Linked DNA regions of Homo sapiens: region 1 is linked to region 2. A link is a loop called in an ENCODE intact Hi-C map of the cell type or tissue named here. Cell type or tissue: mammary epithelial cell. All regions are shown on one strand. Links, peaks and the distances in the headings refer to the core of each region. The heading gives the core; the rest is flanking DNA.

Evidence for each region. Hi-C counts contacts between places; a loop is a spot of excess contacts. Peaks named below come from ENCODE experiments on the same cell type or tissue, not always from the same donor. Only the 100,000 strongest peaks of a DNase experiment are listed, where the experiment ranks them.
Region 1: a loop joins it to region 2, with 10 times the contacts of the local background. A loop is called at or near these places in 11 of 110 quality-filtered maps.

What each region holds. Positions count from the first base shown.
Region 1 is chr12:47,947,062-47,951,447 of GRCh38, reverse strand. No RefSeq gene overlaps it. Among named protein-coding and RNA genes, the nearest start is that of TMEM106C, 14 kb to the left of the region's middle. In mammary epithelial cell, for the core only: a CTCF peak has its summit at 1,803 (motif pointing right); DNase peaks (open chromatin) are centred at 427, 1,257 and 1,797; H3K27ac peaks cover 2,254 bases.
Region 2 is chr12:47,998,653-48,003,038 of GRCh38, reverse strand. COL2A1 (collagen type II alpha 1 chain) reads left to right here. Exons shown (of 54, transcript NM_001844.5): 2 at 2,914-3,120. Among named protein-coding and RNA genes, the nearest start is that of COL2A1, 3.6 kb to the left of the region's middle. In mammary epithelial cell, for the core only: a CTCF peak has its summit at 1,953; DNase peaks (open chromatin) are centred at 1,398 and 1,868; H3K4me3 peaks cover 1,402 bases; H3K27ac peaks cover 864 bases.

The DNA.
Region 1 (4,386 bases), core at 135-4,134, 51 kb after region 2:
TGGTACCTGTGTTAAGAGCTGGCACCCTGGAGGCAGGTGTGGGAGGAAGGCTGACTGGCCAGGGAACTGGGGGAGCTGTGCCTGAGGGGTAGGCTGGAGATGGGCTTGCTGGATTTCCACTCTGCAATGAGTGTTTGATGAAACCCAGGCGCCAGCCAGCCAATCTCCGTGGTCAACTTTCCCAGCACTTCCTTTCTCAACCTTAGCTTCAGGGATGAACGTGGTGGCTGGACAGATCCTCATCTGATTGTCATCCAAAACCTCCATGAATCTGTCCACTGCTGCCCGAGACATACCTACCTAGAGGCTCAGCCAGCAGGGCCTTTGCCTGAACTCCAGGCATCCTGTGCCTGAGCCAGACAAACTGCAAATGGACAAGCCTTGAACAAGCGTATGTACACCTAATACAAAGCAGGCAGTGAAAAAATGCAGGAAGATGATGAGGAATGCAGGAGTCACGGATTAGTGCCTGAGGACAAAAGGCTGAGATGAACTCTGGGATGTTTTTAGAAAGACAAGATCCATATCCAACCCATTCCCAAAGGGCAACTGTCTGAAACAGCTCTTGACATCCCCTTCTTCTCACCTTCCGCAATGATTGAATTCAGGTTCTCTGCATCTCTTGCCTAGGCAATTGAAATAGCCTTCTTGGTAGGCTCTCTGACGTTTCATATATATATATGTATATGCATATGTATATAATTTACTATGTGTCTATTATGTGTCAGGTACCACAGTAGGCACTTCTGTATATTATCTCATTTACTCCTCTTAACAAGTCTATAGGCTGAGTTTCATCACCCCCATTTGACAGATGCACCCCCATTTAACAGATGAGGCCTCTGTGGCTCAGAGAAGTGATGTGGCTTGCCTGATGTCACACAGCTGGGGTACAAGCACCATGCCATCTCCGACCACTTGCCTTCCCAGCCCCCCTCCACATTCCACTGGTCTAGCGGTCTTTTTCTGAAAGCAGAAGTATTCGTATCATTCCGTCTCTTGAAGCCTTCAGTGGCTCCTCACAGGCTCCAGGATCAGACCCAAGCCCCTTATACAACTTGCGAGGCCTCTTCCACCCTCCTGCTGCCTCCTTGCCACTGACCACACACTTGTACCACAGCAAACTATTTGTAGCTTCCTAAACATGCCGGGACTTTGTGCCCTTGCTCCCTCTGTCCTCTTGGTGTGGGATGTTCTTTCCGCCCTGCCCCACCCCATACCCCGTTTCCTGCGCCTGGAGGGATCCTACACAGCTGCTCGAGCCCAGCCCTGACGTGGCTCTGCCATCTCTGCAAATCCGTCTCCCACCATCCCCCAGCATGCACACACACGTACACGCGTGCGCACCCACACCCTCCTCTGCCCCTCCGGCCCCCTGCTCGGCGTGAGGGCCGCTGTTGGCGCATCTGGCGTGTCTCCTCTTGGCCTCTCCTCTGGCACCTGTGGCTCATCTACTGTATGATGATTGTCTGTTTACCAGGCCATAGGTCCTGTTAGACTAAACTCTGCGAGGGCAGGATGGTGTCCTTGGGGCCTTGAGAAGAGCCTGGCAGAGAGCAGAAGCTCCGTAAATATTTATTGAATGAATTGAACAGAGTTGAGTGAACAGAGAGCACCTTGGGACAGGGACAATTTCAGTCACTTCCACGCCCCATCTCGTGGCATGCGCCTGGCACCCAGTGCATGTGCAGTTAAGAGTGAATGAATAAGGTCAGAGGAAAAGACAGGACGGGTGGGAGGAGAGTGGTGGGAAGGTTGGCCACAGATTCCAGTGCAGGTCTGGACACAGCTCTGTTCCTTCCGCCAGGGGGCGTGGGAGGCCTGGGCCGGGCCTCCAGACTCCAGTAATTCCTTCCTTTCTTAAAACCCACAAGAGGATCCAGGCGCGCCTGTCGTCCCAGCTACTTGGCAGGCTGGGGCAGGAGGATGGCTTGAGCCCAGGAGTTCGAGGCTGCAGTGCACTATGATCGTACCCATGCATAGCCACTGCGTTTTCTGGCCTGGGCAACACAGCAAAACTCTATCTCTGAAAAACAAAACAAAACAAAACAAAACAAAACAAAAAACAAATCCACAAGAGGCTGGAGGTTGCTTCCCTCCACTGAAGGGATCAGGAGGCAGCCAGGAGCAAAGGGAAGGAGTCCACCCAAGGCTGGATTACCCAAAACAGTGGGCTGGGGTTTGGCCTGACCTGCTCTTGCCTGATGGGACAGGAAGGGATTGGGATGCACCTTGGAACAGGTAGATGCTTGCAGTTGGAGGCTATGACTGGAGCTGTCGGTCTAGAGCCGGGAAAGGGCTCATATTTCTTCATCGTCACTTCTGAGAGAACTGAGGCCCAGAGATGTCAAATGACCTGGCATCTCAGCCAAGTACAGGCCTGACAGGGAGAGGCGGGACCTGCCCACACACCCACCAGCCTATCTCCTGAGGCTTCAGGCCACATGGCTCTGTGGCCACTCTACTGGGCCCAACTGTCCAAACAAGACAGCTGGGTGATTTTTGTCTAAATTAGATGCCACCAAATATTTGTATTATAAAGAGTTTTTCAAGTGTTGTAGTTTTGTCTTTCACTCTCCCCATGAACAGATTTGCAAGGGGACCCGGATTAGCAGTGAGAGTGAGAGAATGGAGCAGGTAGGAGGTGCGGGGAGATGATACAGGCCAACGGTGCTGGAGAGCTGGAGCATGAATCTGAATTGCTGTTCCACTGTGGCTGAGCCTGGCCTGCCTGGACATCTTCCTCTGGCCAGTGTCCCTTCTAGGCACTGGGCTGCCATGAGGACAGGCTTTTGGGTGGTGCTGTACAACAGCAGCTGACCTCTTGGGTGCTGTCTCTGCTACTGCTTTAGCGATCTCTGCTGTAGAGCTTCCGTCCCTGCCCCTGAGTATAGGCTCAGAAGCCCCACTATCCTTCCAGAGGCTGCTCTATGTTACTTCCTCCAGGGAGCACTCCTTGATTCTGACCCTCTGCCGGGGACAATCTCTCCCTTCTTTGAGTTCTCATATTAATTTGTTTATGCTTCTTTCATGGGATTTGCCTCTCCCCTTGCATGACTGTACAAAAGTGGCATAGCATAGCCGCTAAGATGGATTCAGACTCCCTGGGCCCAGATCCTGACTCCGCTGCTTACTAGTTGTACTGTGGTGTGAGAGTCTCTTGGCTGGGTGCGGTGGCTCACGCCTATAATCCCAGCACTTTGGGAGGCTGATGTGGGCAGATCACTTGAACCCAGTGTTCGAGACCAGCCTCAACAACATGGTTAAACCCTGCCTGTACAAAATTAAAACATAAGTAAAAATTAGCCAGGCGTGGTGATGTGCGCCTGTAGTCCCAGCTACTTGGGAGGCTGAGGTGGGAGGATCACCTGAGCCCAGGAGGTTGAGGCTGCAATAAGCCATGATTACGCCACTGCACTTCAACCTGGGCAACAGAGTGCAACTCTTGTCTTTTTTTCTTTTTTTTTTTAAAAAAGAATATCTTACTTTCTGTGTGCCTCAGTTTCCTCCTCTATAAGATGGGAATAATAAGAGTACCTTTCTTACAGGGCTGATGAGGGTTTTTAATGAATTACTACATGTAAAGTGCTTAGGTCAGGACCTTGTACATGGCAAACACCCTTTAAGTGCATGCTATGATTGCCACTGGAGTGTTTGTGTCTGTGCCTTACCTCCTTATTAAGCCTGTTACTTCTTGAGAATGGGGTCAGCCCCTTTTACTTAAGGCAATTTGTGTCCCTCACTGTCCTGGCGCAGGGCCTGGTTCATAGCCGGTTCTCGCTGACGGTTTGGGGAATGATGATGAGGTCCGATGCCTTCTCCCTGCGTCTGTGTCCCTGCTGCAAGCCCCTGCAGAGCGAGCCTGTCTCCGCGGCTCAGGCCCTTCCTCCCACAGCCTGAGCCCCAGCAATTTTCCCTGGCAGCTCCCACGTTCCGGACTAACTTTAGGGTTGGTTTCCAGCTGTGGTTGGATTTTTCTGTTTGAAAAATATTTTAAGCAGCTGGTGGGGAAGGGGTGGAGAGGTGGGAAAAGAATAATAAATAAACTTGTGAAAGGAAGATTGTCTAAACAGCTAGGAGCTGCCACTGCCAACAGCTTGGTCTCCGGGCCATGCCAAGGACTGGGGAGCTATCAGGTGGTTGGTGGTGGGGACGGGACACTGTGCTGGCTTCCCAGGCCAAGGAGAAAGACTCTCTGCCCCTCACAAGCACTTCTCGCGCTTCCTTTCACATTATGCCCTGCGTGAGTTTCCAGGATGCAAGAACTACACGTGGAGAAAGCTAGTTCTGCCGCAGGCGGGATTGAAGTTAGACACTGAAAAGAACTTCTTAGTATCAGAGCCCATCCCTGTAATCCACCTTTATTTCCCCTAAGACCTTGTTTTT
Region 2 (4,386 bases), core at 386-4,385:
GTAAATCAATCGCAGAGGGAAACTCTTCGGCGGGGGGAATAAAAGTTCTCTGCCTTCGAGGCTCTGTGGGCCCTCTCCTGCCACCAGGCTGTTTCCAGGGATAGCGTGGAAGGCGGCGGGCTCAGGCGGGCTTTCCGGTCATTAGCGCAGCGGGGGCAGGGCTGGAGCCTGCGGCGCAGCTGCGAGGAGCCGGGAGCAGGAGACTCTGGCCGGGTCACCCGGTAGTGCGCTAAGCTGGAGGCGCGCTCCTGGGCATTTGAGGAATACAGCGTGACTATACGTGGCCTGGACTCAGACTGACTATATTTTTGTACTACATTTACAAGCACACGCCCACAAAGCTGTCTTCTTGACTGACCCCTGCCTTAGTGCGCAATGGAATTAGCTGGGTGGCTTTAAAATAATTCTCAAATTCTCCATCCGGTATTAGGGTCGCTTGCTTAATTAGGCGGTAGAGCTCTCTCATCGCCGCATCTTTCCTGGGAGGGAGTGATTCCACAGCTTCTCCGGCCCAAACCTTCCAGTCGCTCCTCCTCCCAGAGGGAGTGTGATTCTGCATCCGAGAGGCTGATTTTGCGCCCTGGAGCATCCCACCTTTTATAACTTCCCCCGCCTGGGGTCAGCGGACCCAAAGGTGTGACGTGGGGAAATGCGCAGTCTGCGTGGACGTCAGGAATGTCAGACACCTAGAGCTCGGCCACACCCCTCCTCTCCATCTTTCCACGAGTTTGAGAAACTTACTGGCGGCGGCGTCTTTGACCCTCATCTGCATTTCAGAGCCCTCGCCTCCGAAAGTGCCCCTGGCTCAGGGGAGAGATCTCAATCCTCCTTTGTGAGGCTTGTTTGCATTGGGAGATTGGCAGCGATGGCTTCCAGATGGGGCTGAAACGCTGCCCGTATTTATTTAAACTGGTTCCTCGCGGAGACCTGTGAATCGGGCTCTGTGTGCGCTCGAGAAAAGCCCCATTCATGAGAGACGAGGTCCAGTGGGTTCTCTCGTACTCCCAGACCCCCTCTCCCACAATGCCCCCCTGTGCCCGCCCGCCGCCACCTCTCGGCTCCAGCCCTGCGCAGAGCGGCGGTGAAGCAAAACAGTTCCCCGAAAGAGGTAGCTTTTTAATTGGCTTGCCACAAAGAATCACTTATACGGCCCTGCGGTAATGAGGGGAACCGGATCAGGCGCGCCGGGATGCTATCGGCAGCCGTTTTGGAGCAGCAATTATGGTGGTGCTGGGCTCCTCCGTCCACACCTAGGGGATCCGGTTACGGCGCTGGCTCCTTTCTGGGGCAGTCATTTAATCCCACTTTTCACTCTCCCGGTGTCTGTGAGCGAGCCGTGTCCAGAGCCGCAGCCACAGAGTCACTCAGCGGCTCTTACACCCAGCGCAGCCTGGCCCCGCCCCTGCGCCGGCGCTTCCCGGGCCGCCCTTCCCCGGGAAATCTGATCCGCACGGGGAGTGGCCCCTCTCCTAGCATTTCCCCCTCTCCTCCCTGGGTCCTCATGGGCGAGGGTGGGCTCTCCTGTAGTCTGGGCTGGAGCGCATTAACCGATGCCCCCTCTCCCACACCTTCCTCACCGCCTGCATTCCACTGCTCCAGCTATTTTAACGGCGGGTGTGTCCCCGCAACTTCTGTATTTTCCCTGGAATCCCTCACCCTCCTGTGATTATCTTGCCCAAAGGCTAGGCGGATTTCTTCTAGTGGGAAAGTAAAAAGGAAAGTTTATCTTTGGATTTTCACTCTCTTTAAAGAGCAGTGGGCAGGCTCGTTTCTTTCTCGCCCTCTGGGTTTGTGGCTCTTTCCTATTATTCATCCCCTGCTGCTGCTATTGCCTTGGGGATTTTGATGAGAAAAACAGCGCTGGGCGCTCCCTAGCACGTGGTGCGGGCTCTACAGCCCTTGGCTGCTAAGGAGCGCTCTTGTCAGCACAGGTTTCATTTGCAGCATGAATTCCAGACGGCAGGGCGCTGGTGGAGGAGACTAGTCCCTGCTATTCTTCCTCTGCAGTCTTGGAGGAGGCCAGGCCTGGACTGGCCAATCTTAGCCCTAGCCAGGTATTCAACGACCCCTGCTCCCCAAACTGGGGTGCTGTTTTCAGATGGAGGCAGGGCCTCTCCAGGCAGGGCTACAGGTGGAGGTCAGCACTGGGGGCGCTTTGGCTCCACTGGCCTCCTAAGCAGTTTATTAGCCTGCCCAAGCCCCAAGTGTATTGTTTGAATGGGTCTATCCCCCTCCCCAAATTGGTCCTAATTCTAATATGGTTCAAAGAATGAGACAAGATCCTAATTCTAATAGCTCGTCTTTTCACCCCCCTTTCTTATATACCTATTTTTGGAGCCTCACTGCTTATAGATTCCAATTTTTGTAGGTAGAATTTTCTACATTCCCTCTGAATGTTAGTTGTCAGTTGTATTTAGCTAATCCCATAATTCCCAGAGGAAGGCAGAAGAAAGAAGACTTCTCTGCTCCTGGGCTGGTGGAAGGGAGGTCTCGCCATTTTTCTGTCTCCTTTCTTTTTATAGTCCCAGAATTCCTATTCAGAATATCTTGTCTCCTCCCTTCCGCTCACCCTCCAACTCCCTCCACCCACTCCATCACCTGGTCTCCCCCGTATTAGGTGGGTAAAGAGAATATAGTATAGTAACCCCCCACCTTCATTGCTGGGTCAAGATTTTCACTGGTGAATAGACAACATGGTGCAAGGTGCATAATAAATATTTGTTGAATACATGGAAAAATCAATGATGTTTTAGGAAAATAATTTTTAAGTTCTATATGTCCAGGTGGCCCCAGCCTACATTCTTCAGCATTTGAATTCTGTCAAGTTGACTGCAACCTCTCTCTTTTTCTCTCTGGCTCCCCACCCCCTCCTTCCCTTGGCTCTCTGCTTCTCCCTCCCCACCCTTGGTGCAGAGGAGGCTGGCAGCTGTGTGCAGGATGGGCAGAGGTATAATGATAAGGATGTGTGGAAGCCGGAGCCCTGCCGGATCTGTGTCTGTGACACTGGGACTGTCCTCTGCGACGACATAATCTGTGAAGACGTGAAAGACTGCCTCAGCCCTGAGATCCCCTTCGGAGAGTGCTGCCCCATCTGCCCAACTGACCTCGCCACTGCCAGTGGTTGTAATTTATTTATTTCCTGTTCAACATAAATAAATTACTTGCAAGCACTGCAAACACGCTCCCATAGATGCTGGTCGTCTCTGCAAAGCAGAGGGGCTAGTTATCCATGGGACCTGGTAGCTGGGGTAGAAAGGAAAGGCCACTTCTCACTTGCAGGTTGAAACTGAGTGAACGAGCCTGAGACACTAGAGGGGTCCTTCTTTGCCCAACATCTCCAAAAACATTTGCTTCCAAGACACATGAAGGACAGATGTGATTCTACAAAAAAAAAAAAAAAAAAATCCTCTCTGAAATCATCTCTGCAAATTACTAGAGCCACTATGGAGATCAAATGCTCTGTCTGGCCAATCCACGAATTAATTCCTCCTCTGCCACCGACACCTTGTCTTCTCCTTAGAAGACTTCTATGTATGTGGTCTTCAGTGTGGAGAAAGCTCTGCCAGCTAGTGGGGAGACTGCAGGGGCAGAGGCTCCCTCTTTGAGTTATGGAACATTGGTGGTAGTTTCCTCTCTGCTATTACCTCTCTTGGAGTTGACCATTAATTCAGAAGCAAAATAATAGGAGAGGGAAGGGCTAGGCTTTGGGAGTTCTCGTGGGGACGGGTGGAGACAGAGCCCCATGTATCTGCACTGTAGTGGGTGGTTATAAACTCCCAGTTAGATCCAGTGCTGGTGGATGATATATGTGCAGGTGACCCCTTCCCAGCATTCATACAGATGTCCTATCTCCCTGCAGAGTGAGTGGGGACGCTTGTGTAGGTTTTTTGGGTAGCTCTTGCTGTCCGCTTCCTGCTGAAGTAGAGAAGGCCGTGGCAAGGGAAGTGAGAAGCTGCCTTTCCTTAACACTTCACCAACACTGGCTCCCTAATGTGCAGATTCCCAGATCCTTTCTGAGGGGCCCGTGTGAGTGAAGTGTTGATTGCCTTTACTATTTTGCTGCTACTGTGAAGGAGAGGTTATTGACTGGGGATGGCACAGGCTATGATGCTCCGATGCTCTTCATAACTCATATGCCTTGCTGTTTTTGTGTTTTTATTTGTGCTTGCTTCAAGGAGACCCAGCTCTAATGTAAGACCTTTCTAAGTACCTAACTCTTCCTCTGGGAGGGCTTGGGGTTCGGGAACGGCTCCCTACCCTGTGGGGGGAAGAGAGACTGAATCTGTGCTTTCCTTCTTGTGGCTGATTAGATCTTGAGCTCTTCATTGCCTTTTTGTGCTGCCCTTGCTCCTTTCTTTTGCATGCTGCCTGCTTTTTGAATAACAA